2 separate regions of the Mus musculus genome follow, and region 1 is linked to region 2. A link is a loop called in an ENCODE intact Hi-C map of the cell type or tissue named here. Cell type or tissue: heart. All regions are shown on one strand. Each heading gives the region's core, and the rest is flanking DNA. Links, peaks and the distances in the headings are about the cores only.

Region 1 (6,276 bases), core at 1-5,000, 400 kb after region 2:
TCAGCTCCAGAAAGGTCACAGACCCTTACCCAGTGTGACTAGGACATGACGGATTTCAGCACCCATGACGGTGCCATTTCCTTCCTTGTCAAACACACGAAGGCCTTCAACATAATCCTCGTAGGTTCCCTGGTCCTTGTTCTTGGCCACGGTCTGCAGCATGGGCAGGAAGTGCTCAAAGTCCAGCACCTTCACATTCATCTCTGTCATGTGGGAGGTGGAGGTGTCAGACAAGAGAAGTCACACATGTTCTCAGGACATGACGGTAGGGAACACAAGGACGGCCAGAAGAGGGAATCAGAACTGGATGAGACAAAACTTGCTCAAGTTTGGCACCTATGCAGATAAAGGGATGACTTTAGCTGAACAACCATGAACCCACTACATTCTTGAAATGCTCACCATCACTCTTGGGGTTCCCTAGGACCTTGAGCACCTCGGCGTTGGTAGGGTTCTGGCCCAGGGCCCGCATCACATCCCCACACTGGCTGTACAGGATCTTGCCATCACCTGTTCGGTCAAACAGCTGGAAAGCCTCCTTGAATTCTGAGGATTCAGAAGAACGGCAGCACCAGGGATTAGCCCCGTGCTTGCTGCACAGCTCTGCTGCCAATTCAACTTAAGTCATGCTGCAGAAACCAGATATCTTGTCCTCCTCTATACACAAGACTACTCCTAGGGATCTATTTCTATCAACTCAAATGCCCCACATAAAGACAGGCAACCTTCTTTCCCTTACCTTAAGGTGGTAGCCATCTGTTTACACACCCCCTGAGCTGCGGCAGGCTAGGCTCTCCACCACTACTATACAACTCCGCAGGAATCTGCCACCGCCCAGGCTAGGTCCTGCCCATATAAGGAAGTAAGAGCCTGGACTCTAGCCTCCCACTCCCACCCTTCCCCTCCGGGAGACCTTCCAAGAGGTGAAGCCACATCCTTAGCAAACTCTCCAGTGCCCATCTTAACAAAATATCAAGGCACTGCCCTCTACAGTACTCAGAATCCAAGCTTAAGGAGGGGACAGTTATCAGAGGAGAGGCAAAAAAAGAAGCAGCAAACCACAAGCGTAATAGACCCGACACATAACAGGCACTAGTCAAATTGTTTCACACACCCACACCACCTAAAACTCACCCAGCGCTTGGGGCTCAGATCTGGAGTGGAAGGGGAAGGAAGAAAGAATGAGAAAAGAAAATGGAGGATCTAGAGCAGAAGGAAATCCACGGGGCACTCTCCTGGGAGCGCTGGAGGTGACAGGTTGGGATCAGAAGATAGATGCTAAAGGAAGGGGGTCCCTCTCGGTAAGGATGACCTGAGCTGCGGGTCAGAGACTGCCTACCTGCGGTCTGGTCCTCGGTGAAGTCACACTGCTCGGAGAAGAAGGGATTGGTCAGTTACCTGAGGTCCAACCCCGCAAGCTTCTATCCCGGCTTTACAAACTCCTGTTTGAAGCCGAGGATTCGCTTCCCAGGGCAAAGCCCTAGACATTCCAATCCCACAGCCAACCTTCCAAAACCTGGGCGTGCCCACGTCCACTGCTTTCTCTACTCCCACCCGCGGTCCTCTCCTTGCCCCAAATCCCCCTGATCTCCCGATTCCCAGGGCCCACCATCTTGGCTGCTGAGCTCTGCTGGACCTTTTCCGGCAGTAATGGCTCCGACGCCCTACCCAACCCCAGCCTTAGTACGTCCCATGGCGCATGACGTCACCCTCCGCCGTTTCATCCAATAGGCACGCTAGTCTGGGCTCATGCAGATGACATCACTACATTATTAATGAGGTGGGGGGGGGGCGCCCTACCTCGGCTCAGGAATCTAGCAGGGGGGCCTGGGTTGGGACTCTCGGAAACCTTTCTTCCGAGCTGCACCAAGAGCAGAGGATTTGGGCTTTTGCAGAAGAGAGGACTACCCGCTCCCGTCCTTCCTCTTTCTCAAAAGAAAACTGTCGGAAACCGAAGCAGGAACCATGTTTTTATTTCAAAACTGTAAGTGCCCCCTAGTGGCAGGAACGCGCTTCTGGCCGCACAGGAGGTGGGGCAAGTTTCCGTCGCTGCAGGTTCTACGTGGGGTGGGAGTCGGGGCTGGGGTGGGGTGGGGGTGGGAGGGGGTGGGGGGTGGGGAAGGAAATAGTCCAGCCCTGGCGGCTGCGCTACGGACGGGCGCGGAGACGCACTGCCTGCGCTTCTATCTGGTGGATCGAGGACCCTTGCCTCTCAAGCGGATACCAGGGGCTGGCTGGAGGGCCACCTGCGGAGCTCAGAGGCTTAGGATATGCTTCAGGAAGGCTGCACGAAAGGAGACGAGAGGACTTGAGAAACTGACCTTCGGGTAACTGAGGGTACTCCCACCCCCCTCAAGTCTCCTTACTCCCTGGCCATCCTGCCCCCTCACCCTCATAGTTGATGCAGCCGTTGCTGTCCTCGTGGCCTGCCAGAACAGTCTCTACCTCTTCCTCAGTCATCTTCTCTCCTGAACCCAAAAACAGTTAGAGTCCCCCGCCTTCCCTGCCTCACCAGCCCAAGACATTCTCAGGGTGGTTCATCCTCCCACCCTTGCCCTTTTTCATATCAACGGTGCCTTGGAGCAGGTGAAAGCTTTGACTTGACAGCGAAACAAGCTGCCGGGGTTGAGACTTGCATGGAATCAACACAATTGTGGCTTGCAAAGGGGGACATTGCATTCCCTGCCCTTGGCTCATAGCTGGACACTTTAGCCTCTAGGTGATCTGTCTCCACAATGCTGGCCCTCTTGAGTCTCCTGCCCATAACTGCAGGACCATAAACCCATTCTAGGCTCTACTTAGCTCTTCCAGGACCCCCCACTTCTCCACCCCACAGCTCTGGGCCCTGCCTCACCGAGAGTGGTAAGAACATGTCTGAGCTCTGCACCCATGACCTTGCCGTTGCCCTCTTTGTCAAACACACGAAGCCCCTCTAGGTAGTCCTCATATGTGCCTTGGTCCCGGTTCTTGGCCACTGCCTGCAGCATGGGCAGGAACGTCTCAAAGTCTACACGTCGGGACTTCAGCTCTGGCAATTAGATAGAGATGAGAGAGATCAACTGAGGTGTGGGATCCAGTGCAATTAGATAGAGATGAGAGAGATCAACTGAGGTGTGGGATCCAGTGCCATCCAACCCTACTATTGTGACTTTCATCCCTTTCAGCATTCAGGATGTTTCTCTTCCCTGTGTTTGACGTTTTTTGAGTCCTGAGGTCCATCCTAGCGTCCTCTGTCACCTTACCAATATTCTGTCATTGAAAATTGAAACTGTTGCCAGGCCTGGTGGTGCAGTTTTGTAACTACAGCTACCAGGCAAGTTCAAAGCCAGCCAGAACAACTTAAGACTGTCTCAACAGAAAGGAAAAAAAAAAAAAAAGGAAAGGCAGGGATGTAGCCCAGTGGCTGGACACACTCAAAACAGAAAGAGAGAACCACTAAGCCCACACACCTTCAGTCCCAGCATTCAGAGGCAGGGGAAGTCCCTCTTGAGTCTGAGGCCAACCTGGTCTATACAATGAGTTCCAGGCTAAGCAGGGCTATATAGAGACACCCTATGTAGTAGTAATAGTAGTAGTAGTGGTGGTAGTAACAACACTATCTAAACAACAATAATAATAATTAAAATTTAAAAAGAAAAAGAAAACTGGGGATTGGGGCTGCTGGGATAGAACTGTAGGTCCCTGGCCAACCTGAGTAATTTGGTGAGCACCTGTCTCAAAAAGTAAAAAAAAACAGTACCTCTGTAATAAGGGCTTGCCTGGCTTGCCTGAGGCCCTGGATTCAACCCAGCACTACATAAACTGGAGTAATCCCACCACTCTAGTGGGCAGTAGCAAGAGGTGGAGATAGGAGAATCAGAATGTAAGGTCATTCTTGGCTGGGATACTGAAATCCTATCTTGAAAGAAAGAGAGAGAGAGAGAGAAGAAAAAGAGGAAGAAGAGAAAGTTGCTGGCTAGAAATGTAGCTCAATGGCCCAGGCAGAACCCTGTATTCAACGTTCAACACCAAGAAGAAAACAGAAACCCCCACAAAACTCAAGGCTCCTCTCACCCTCGTTTTTGGGGTTCCCCAGGACCTTGAGCACCTCGGCGTTGGTAGGGTTCTGGCCCAGGGCCCTCATCAGGTCCCCACACTGGCTGTACAGGATCTTGCCATCACCTACTCGGTCAAACAGCTCAAAGGCCTCTCTGAATTCTGAGATGTAAGGAGAAGGCAGTGTGACCAAGGATCCCCATCACCAACAGAGAGAGGGAGGTTTGCTTCAGAAATTCATGTGCTAGAGCCAGGCATGGGAGGGAGGAGAACAGGACAAGTGTGGGAGGTTTCAAGGTCAGGACTGTCGTTAGAACAGAGAATCTGACCAGGAGTTTGGGGTTTGACAATGGGGCTTAGGAAATGGGCTTCTCCTCACCCTCCAGCTGGTCCTTGTTAAACTCGATCTGTAGGGGACAAAAAGGGCAGGTGAGGAGATGACAGGGCTTATTCAGTCCCTCTCTATCACAACCAACTGGCAGCCACTTCTGGGGAGGGACCCAAAGGGATGAAGGCGGGGAGCCGGGCCACTTCAGTCCTGTCCCCAGCTCTGGGCCTTGGGAGAATCCCAAGAGGAATTACAGGGGGAGGGTTTCTTGGGAACAGGGTTAATCCCATGCCACCTGTTCCCTTCCCTCCTGCTACCCCGAGTCCTGCATCCCTCACATAACTGGGGGCTGAACAAAGGCTAAATTTACCCCTGCCCCCAGCTGTGATTGTCTAACAAGCCTGCCCTCTTCAGTCTCCCCTCCTGGGGTTCAGAGATGTAGCCTTCTGAGTTGAACAGAAGAGCCAGAGGCAGACAGCACCCCTCTCCCTTCACTTCGGAAACTGGCCTGACCTGGGAGCCCCAACCTCATTCCAGCGTTCATTCATTCCCTATCCTTTCCACATATTCCCGGATACCCAAGGCTGCACCGCATCTCTGAACTATCCCTTCCAGATTCACACTTCCCCAGGACTCACCACCACTTTGGAGAGATCAACAGGGGGCTCCTGGGATTTTGCAGGTGCCTGGGGGGCAGCCGGCTCAGCCTTGGCCTTGGCTAGAGGGGTCCCTGGTGTAGACTTGGCAGCAGGCTTAGAGATGGAGGGCCCTGCTGGTTTCTTCACGGGAGCATCCTTCTTGGGAGGCATGATGTCAGGTGGCCAAAGAACAATGTGCTGATGGGGGCACCCATCTCTGTTTAAATAGGCAGGGAGTCTGGGATGTCAAGGGGCGGGGGCAGCAGCAGGGACAGGGAGCCAGTTGGCAAGGGTGAGGGGGAAGAGACTTATGCCTGTCTGCCCTCACTCCCCTGGCCTCCTATGGTTCAGGACTCCTGCCCCCAAAGTTTTCTTCCCTCTGATACCACTCTCCTACAGCTGAATAGAATGTTTTCTTTAAGGGTACAGAGAAGAAACACGAGACCTGTCAGAATAGGGATTGTTAACCTCCAGGGTGAAGATAGGATGTTTGCCAGTGATTCTGAGATAGGAGCTAAGGGGAGAAAGAAGAAAACTAAAGTAGAAAAACAAACAAAAACTTGCATTAGTTTTAGACCGTGGGAAAGCCCAAGCAAAGCAAGGGCTTGGGGTGGAGTCGGGGTAGAGGGGTGGGGGGCTGGTATCAGGTGGGAAGTTTTAAAATCTGTTCTGGAAACAGTAAAAGGTGAGAGGAGGCCTTTGCACTCCCTTCTGTCTTTTCCCGTATCCTTAGAACTTGTAATCCCTGGGCCCCCACCTACCCCCAACCTTAAACTATGCACAGTAACTCGAGCGTGTTATTACCCACTGACTTCTATACCTAATGTTGGTTTAGGGGTTCCAGTGTAGGCAAGGCTTAACATCTGTCACACATAATTCCAAAGAAGGAACATTTTTCAACAAGACAATGTTATTCAAATCAAACAAAAGGCTATAATGCCTAGTGAGCATGGAGGGAACACACACACACACACACACATGGAGGGGGCCCTGGGAGACAAAGAGCCCCCTAATAACCCAAAAGGTTACAGGACCTCCAAAGGAGTTCATAGGTATCCACACGGACACACCATTGGTCAGGATCACATCAAAAACCTTAGCTGAGCTTTGAGTCACAAACCTTGCTGGAAGCGCTGATGAAGGGAAAAGATGATGTTTGGGAGCTAGGAGGTTCTGGCTACTCTGTTCTTGGATAAAGAAGAATTACATGGCATTCTGAGAGACTGGTCATTCCACTTAGGCCCTGGAGTTCGCAGAGTAGCAGTGGGTCTCCCA
Region 2 (7,390 bases), core at 1-5,000:
TGACTGTGTCCCGGGCAAGAAAGATACAGCGCTTCTTGTCTCAGCCATTCCAAGTTGCTGAGGTCTTCACGGGTCACATGGGGAAGCTGGTGCCCTTGAAGGAGACCATTAAAGGATTCCAGCAGATTTTAGCAGGTGAGGTTTTTTCTTTTTATCAAGCCTAGCCATAAAAGTGAGAGAAAACAAGCCTATCTTCTCATTCTAACATGATCAAATGAAATGATACATACCTTTCTTTTCTTTCTTAAAGATCTATTATGTGTATGTACACTGTAGTTTTCTTCAGACACTCCAGAGACAGCGTCAGATCCCATTACAGATGGTTGTGAGCCACCATGTGGTTGCTGGGAATTGAACTCAGGACCTTTGGAAGAACAGTCTATGCTCTTAACCTCTGAGCCATCTCTAGCCCCCTTGTCTATACTTTTCTTAAAGTATACCATTAAAGGCCATTACCCTGCCTTCCATTAACTGTCCCATGTCACTGAGTTGAAAGTGAGAATTTTAACTCAGGTGCTCCAGATTACGGGTTTTTAAGTGCTTGTGTGTCTGAGTGTTGTATGTGATGTGAGTACACGATCCCATGAGGAGTTAGATCCTCCCAGAACAGTCAGTGGAGGTTAGGAGTGGTGTCTGGTCACTGGAATTAGAGGTGATAAAGCAGTAGTCAGTGTTAAACCACCACTCAAGCCCCAAACATATTCTTGATCTACTACATCTTGTCTTAAATTACACACTTTACACTTTAAAAACAATTATACTTGGAAGGGGGTGGATATGGTGCACACCTTTAGTGCTGGGACTCCTAAATAGATCTAGGGGCTTGAGTTCCAGGTCAGCCAGGAACACACCCCCACCCCCCAAAAGTAAATTTCACGTGGAAGTTGAAAAGTTTCCTTGCATGATAAGGTTTCACAGTGGGCTCAAGTGGTGAGGTGTACATGCTGCAGGAAGCTGATATAACTCAGCTTCTTACTGTGTTTTCCCCTATGTAGGTGAATATGACCATCTCCCAGAACAAGCCTTCTACATGGTGGGACCCATTGAAGAAGCCGTGGCAAAGGCTGATAAGCTGGCAGAAGAGCACGGGTCGTGAGGGACTCCAGCCAAAGGCAGCACTGCAACTGATCTCTCCATATCAAGCGAGAGCTCAGGTTTCCTTCCATGCAGGCCACACAAGAGCCTTGATTGAAGATGTGATGTTCTCTCTGAAGAGTATTTAAAGTTTTCAATAAAGTATATACCCCTCATTTATGTCTGTTTATGTTGCTTCTGAAACAGCTTATAATTGAGCTCACAGTGGTGGGCCACATTTAGGAAATTGTTAGAAACAGGATTATTATTAAAAAGATCAATTTATTAATGAGATTCTATGGGCCTTGTGTTTCATAATAGGCTCAGCTTTGGTTTTTGCTCCAACTATCACTAAAGTGTTTTTCCCCTGGAGAAAATAGATAAACTTATTCAAGACAGGGATTGCGTTTTTAGGAAATGCTGACTATCTGTCACAATTGAGGGTCTTGTCTAGGTACTCATTCAGAAAATTCTTAATATATTGCCAGAAATTTGAACAAGCCTAGCTGTGCATGTTTGTGCTTGAGTCTTCAGGGCAAAAAAAAAAAATGGTCTCTTAAGATCCCTTATGAAAAAGTTTTAAGGCTTCGGTGATGTTACAAAGAGTAATCTTGATACTGTTGCCACTGGGACTTTTGAAAAGCAGTACTTCCTCTTCATAAAAATGGGTACCTTAGCACACACTATGCTAGGATGTATTTTGTGCCTTACAACGTGTTTGAGCCCAGCCAGTGGCCTCTTGTGGAAGCATTTGACACTACAAGACCTGCAATCTCACCATTTTGAAATCTATTTAAGGCTATTTGCAAGGAGGTATTTCTATAGTCTAATGACTATTTACAAACCAGCTGGAGTTGGCCTGGGGAGGAGCCTACATCTATAAGTTTCACCTTGTAAGGTTGTCCACTTGGGGTAGAGCTCTGGACAGCTCAACTCCCAATTCTGAGCTCTGTGACCTAAAGGGCTCTGGGAAAGGTTCCTGGGGTGGAGTAGAGGCTTGAGCTTCCATCTGTCTATGACGTCCTTGGCTCCAGTCCCTCCTGTGTCAAGATTAGGACAGAAGGTGGCGCCCCTGAGTTGCCTGTTCTTGGTAGTTTGCTCTTGGAGCTTGGGTTGGGGGAAATGCTGTTACCGGGTGGGGACAGCTCCAGATCCTGACTCGAGTCGGCAAAAAGCTGATAAAGACCTAAGAGTACACAGGTCACCTCTTTCTGCTTTGTCACCCAAGTACAGACTTGGAAACTGATATTTTAAAGGTCATTTCCATCCCGGTGTTCGTGTTCTCTAAGGTTTGTAGAGAACCTTTCTCTCTCGCTAGCTGTAACTCTTTGTTTCCTTCATCCTTTACTGTCCCCTTCAACCACAGTCCTAAAGTATTAATATAGTTCTAACCTTCCTCCATATTTCTCCGGTCGGCCCTGTCCTCGCCTCCTCCCTCTCTCCACCCAATGAAAGCCCCGCCCTTCCCTCCTCCCTCCCACCCCAGTCTGTCATACAGGGACATCACCCTACAGCAGTTCAGGCTGTGTCGTTCGCAGGAAGCATACATTGGCTTTTTTGGGGTTTGCGAGTTCCCAGCCCATAGTTGGACAGGATCCAACAGTAGCCTTCAATTGAAGCAAGACCCAAGGACAGTGAGAATCTGGGTCCTAATCCTGAGTCCTGCCAGCCTGACATGGGTAAGTATGATAGCTGCCCCTGGGAAAGGCCTGAGGGATGCCCAGCTCCCTCTCTGGCTGACTCAGCAGGGGTGGGGCCTAACCTTTGCTCTTTTGGGGGAGTGAAGGAAGAGAAACGGACTGTGGGGGGGACACGGGGCTTAGCTGGTGAGCTGCTGAGCATTGGCAAGCTCCAGCTCTAAGGAAGAGCCTGGGGTTGTATCTTAGGTTAGGGCTTCCTTCCTCACCCTAGAACCCCCCGCTCCAATTTAAGTGCAGAGATTCAAGTAGTATTTTACTGTATTCATTACTAGTTCAGTCTTGGTCTTGTAAGAGATGCTTCCCCTCCCCCTAGTTTCTCTCGGTGTTTCTTCCTCCCCCCTTTAACCCACCACCGGGTCGGGGCTGCACTGAGCAGCTGCTTCCTGTTGCCCCAGAGGTTGCTGCAAGGGTGGTGGTGGTGGCTGGGGCCAAACCGAGCAATGAATAAAGTCGATTCTTAGCCCTGCATCAGCCTCACGACCCTGTTACGGATGGCCTCCACCATTGACAGGACAGAGAGCGTTTTGCCTCTGTGGTTTCCTGATTCCAGATTTGTACAGCTGTAGTACGGATAGGGCCGGGAGAAGCCTGTTTACCTAGCAGGGCGCTGTGCGTGACCCCGACATGCTCTCGGCCTTGAGTTCCCTCTCCTGCTCTCCTAGGCCTCCTTGAATCTTTGTGGCTCCCACTGTCTCTCCAGCCTCCTTTGTGAATAAGTCTTAGCTGGGCGCCCCGTGCCGGCAAAAAGAGCTCTTCAAGTACTCCAGTTCAGACCCACCGCTGTCCCCAACTACGCCGCAGAAGTTTCTGTCTTTTCCTGCATCTGGGATCCTTCCTGGTTCTGGCCCCTAGGAGACGCCACCCGCCGTCCCCTCCCCCAGCGGAGCCTTCGCGACAGCCGTCCCTGAGCGCTCGTCCTCACCCGGGTGGCTCCTGCCCCTTTAAGCGCCGCCCCCCCCCCCTCCGCCGCCGGCCTCGGGCTGGGGGAGGAGGCGCCGCCGCCCGGCTCGGCCACCTGCGCCGCCGCCGCCGCCCGGCCCGGCCCTGCTTCAGGTGAGGCCCGGCATCCGCCTCCAGGCCCGGGGTCCAGGGCAGGGCGTCCCCGCAGCCGCTTCCTCCCCTGGGATCCAAGCTCTGACCTTCCCTGCGCCCGCTGCCCTTGCTCTCTCCCCCGCCCTGCCTCCTCGCCCGTTCCTCCCCTGTCCTCTGCGCCCGGGATCCGGAGGCTTCTCACGCCTCTCCGCCATCCTCTCCCGGGAACCCCTCCTATTCCGGCCCTGGATCTCCCCTCCCCCGCGCCTCCCTCGCCAGAAAGCTCTCCCGCGGTCTGGGTTTCGCCTCCTCTTCTCTGGAACTAGCGCTTTCCCACGCCATCCTAACCCCGGAGGGGGGGGGAGATAACCGCCACCCCAACCCCTCTCCTGGTAGTGCGGGGGGCGGGGGGTACGACGCACGTTACGGGCGCTGTCCGCCCTGCTCCGCTCACCCTTCAAGTTCAGCTAAGTCTCACCTAAAGCTTTTCTTGCCGAGTTTGGGGTCGGACCCGAGCACCGCCCCCTGATCTCGGTGGGAAGGGCGCTCGGCCCCGCTGGAGCTGGCCCCTCCCCCTAGTCCGGGCGCCGGGGGCAGCGGCGCTGCGGGAACCTTGTGATACTCCGCTTCAGCGGCTGTTGCGGCAGAACAAGACTGGGGCTAAGTCTCTAAGGGATTGGGGGTGCTGGGTAAGGCAAAGGAAGCCCAACCTTCTCTATTTCAGGTTACTCCAGAAAACAAAACAAACAAAAACCCCGAGATGTCACTGTCTTATATGCCTATCATATGCCCAGCTGTCCGTTGGGGAATTTGGAGACTAAATCCGAGGGGCGCAGACCCACTTGGAGAAGGGGAGGGGTTACAATCTTTTTGGCATATTATGAGAGAACCTAACCTTACCAAAATACGGTGAGATTGTCTCCTCCGAACCTGAGTGCCGAAAAGGAACCAATGGGAATTGCTACAGGGCCAAGAGCTGTGGCTAAGGCAAGATCGGTTCAGTCATGGAGTGGGAGGTCTTTATAATTACCCTACCTTCAATAGGAAATACTCTTTCCATCCAGCTGAGCCCCGAGCTCCTTCTCTAGTGCCCCTGCCTCCAGAATTAGTAGAATGGGTGTCAGGGTTTGTCTTATACTACTCTGAGTCACAACTAAAGGTGCTGGGAAGGGCGCAGTGTGTGTGTCCTGTAGTGCTTAAGGTTGGATGCTTGGAGTGTCTTGAAGAGGAAAGGGAAGGTACAGCTAGGATGCATACCACCATCTCATAGCCCCAGCCATCTGGCTCCAGAGTGGCTGGCACAATGACAGCTGACCCAGAGACAGGGAGGTACAGCAGGAACTTGGAGGGTGAGAAGGCGGTGGCAGGTGTTTATCGCCACTTCACGTCTCATCATCCTCTGGCTTGTTTTGTGGGAGGTTCAGTCTGTTCCCCAGACACTCTTCTCACAGGTTGCTAATAAAATGACCGTTGGCCCCTTTCTCTTTGGAGTAGCTTCTTGAAGGGAGGCTTGTTGGCTAACCAGCCACATTGTTATGGGGATTGACAAATGTTTGGGGACACATGGGATCAAGTCCGCTTTTTTGCGTTCAGATTTGGCATGGGGGTGGGGGGCAGGTCACAAGTGTTGTATGTTAAGGCACCCGGCAAAAAGTAAAAAGCTTTGGGGCGTATTCCCTGCCCACCTTTATCCTTCAGAGAGTAGGGAAGATCGCAGCCTAGGTGGGATAAAGCGATAGGAGCCCTTCTGTACCAGATGAAAAAACGTATTATGCCCTGTTTTTCCTCTTCTAATATCTGGTGGTCTTCTATCTTACCTCTTTCTTTACTGGCTCAGGGCAGGGTTTGGGCCTAAAAGTAGCCGAGGTTACTAGGCCTGGGGCTCGGAAGGGGTGGGAACAGTGGGGCACAGGAGTAACCGGCTCTTCCGGAGCCAGCGGTGGGTGTGTGTGGGTGTGTGGTGATGAAGCGAAGGGGCGTGGTCACGGACGTCTGACTGGCGCAGGCTCCTCCTCTGCGTGCCCTGTCTCAAACTGGTTAGCCCCGGGTGGGAAGTAGGAAGAGTCATCTGCCCTGGAAAAAGGAGAGGACAGAAAGATACCAGCTTTCCTCTAAATCTGTCTCTTCCCTCTCCTGCCCTTAGGTGCCAGTTCCAACCTAAGCTTTTTTTTTTTTTCTTGGTGGTGGTGGGGTTACACATTTTTGTTTGTTTGTTTTTTGAGACAGGGTTTTTCTGTATAGTCCTGGCTGTCCTGGAACTCAGAAATCCACCTGCCTTCCCCTCCCAAGTGCTGGGATTTAAAGGCGTGCGCCACCACACCCGGCCACACTTTTTTTTTGGCCTAAGTTTACTTCTCCTTTCTCCAGGGCGTGGAGGTTAGTGGGCTTTTGGAAAGATAAGGTGTATCCCCCCAGGCGACCTTTGTCCTTTTGTGTTTTTTCCAGACAAAGTCTCACAATGAAGTCCTGACTAGTCTGGAACTGGATTTGTAGACCGAGCTGGCCTTGAGCTCACAGGGCGATCCTCTCCTCTATGCCTCTTCAGTGTAGGAATGAATTACAGGCGTAGGTTGCCGTGACTGACTTTATAAACTCATTTTGACAGGGGAGAGAGATTTTGTTCTGTCTCCTCCTTCCCTTAGTAATCTACTTAGCTCTGTTGAGGGAGAGGAACCATGTGCTGAGCCCACATTTTTGGCTTATCTTAAAGAGATCTTCCTTTTGAAACCTATCTGAACTTTTTATAATGATGGGTGGGTAAAGCATCTCCCACACTCAGAATCCCTGTCTGGGGTAAAGACATTGGCGTTAGACTGCGGGTTTGGTTCAATCAGACTCTGTCCACACCCAGATTTCCAAGCTCTTGGGATCCCCCAGAGAAAAATGTATTTGTTGACCCCTCAAAACCAGCCAGAATCTTGTTTCTGTGTGTCGCTCTTTCTAAGTCTTCAGACTTAGCTTTGCGTAGTTTAGGCAATTGTTTACATTCTAAAACTACATTTCATTGATTTGAATGGGAATTATGAAGCCAGAAGTCTTGAATTGGAAGGAAGGGGAATGCAGTTCCCTTCTAGTCATATTTTATTTACTGTGTGACTTTGAACAGGTCGGGGAGCTTCTGTGGGTCTTGAGTTCTTCACCTAGTGAGTGAGAGGTAGGAACTGAAAAGAAAAAGCTGTAACATACGACACTGTTTCCCATCTTGGGTCCCTGCAATAACATTCAGATGAAAGCTAAGCCATAATTCCTGTCTAGACTTCCAGTTCTCCAAAGAACACAGCCATGTAGCCTTGTTGGAAAAGGTTTGGGAGATGGGCGGTGGTGGCGCACACCTTTGATCCCAGTACTTGGGAGGCAGAGGCAGAGGCAGGCGGATTTCTGAGTTCGAGGCGAGTCTATCGAGTGAGTTCCAGGACAAGCCAGGGCTACACAGAGAAACCCTGTCTTGAAAAACCAAAAAAGAAAAAGAAAAGGTATGGGAACAGAAAAATATTTGGGTCAGTTTTTTGGTTATCTTACTGCTTATCTTCTACCCTTTGGCCACATTTAGGCTAGATTCAGATCTTGACTGTGTGGAGCCAGAG

What was found. Hi-C counts contacts between places; a loop is a spot of excess contacts. Peaks named below come from ENCODE experiments on the same cell type or tissue, not always from the same donor. Only the 100,000 strongest peaks of a DNase experiment are listed, where the experiment ranks them.
Region 1: a loop joins it to region 2, with 2.3 times the contacts of the local background. A loop is called at or near these places in 1 of 42 quality-filtered maps.

Annotation. Positions count from the first base shown.
Region 1 is chr10:128,492,200-128,498,475 of GRCm38, forward strand. Myl6 (myosin, light polypeptide 6, alkali, smooth muscle and non-muscle) reads right to left here and starts at 1,687. Exons shown (of 7, transcript NM_001317218.1): 1 at 1,610-1,687; 2 at 1,340-1,367; 3 at 403-546; 4 at 30-203. The coding sequence starts at 1,612. Myl6b (myosin, light polypeptide 6B) reads right to left here. Exons shown (of 7, transcript NM_172259.1): 2 at 5,002-5,218; 3 at 4,415-4,442; 4 at 4,054-4,197; 5 at 2,855-3,028; 6 at 2,391-2,468; 7 at 1,958-2,284. The coding sequence starts at 5,172. The coding sequence ends at 2,256. In heart, for the core only: CTCF peaks have their summits at 1,957 (motif pointing left) and 3,286; DNase peaks (open chromatin) are centred at 852, 1,712, 2,072, 2,852 and 3 weaker places; H3K4me3 peaks cover 4,163 bases; H3K27ac peaks cover 4,591 bases.
Region 2 is chr10:128,089,024-128,096,413 of GRCm38, forward strand. It overlaps Atp5b (ATP synthase, H+ transporting mitochondrial F1 complex, beta subunit), which reads left to right. Exons shown (of 10, transcript NM_016774.3): 9 at 1-135; 10 at 996-1,365. The coding sequence ends at 1,096. It overlaps Baz2a (bromodomain adjacent to zinc finger domain, 2A), which reads left to right and starts at 3,760. Exons shown (of 30, transcript NM_054078.2): 1 at 3,760-3,827. In heart, for the core only: CTCF peaks have their summits at 2,108 (motif pointing right) and 3,618; DNase peaks (open chromatin) are centred at 2,128, 2,718, 3,688, 4,228 and 1 weaker place; H3K4me3 peaks cover 3,524 bases; H3K27ac peaks cover 3,272 bases.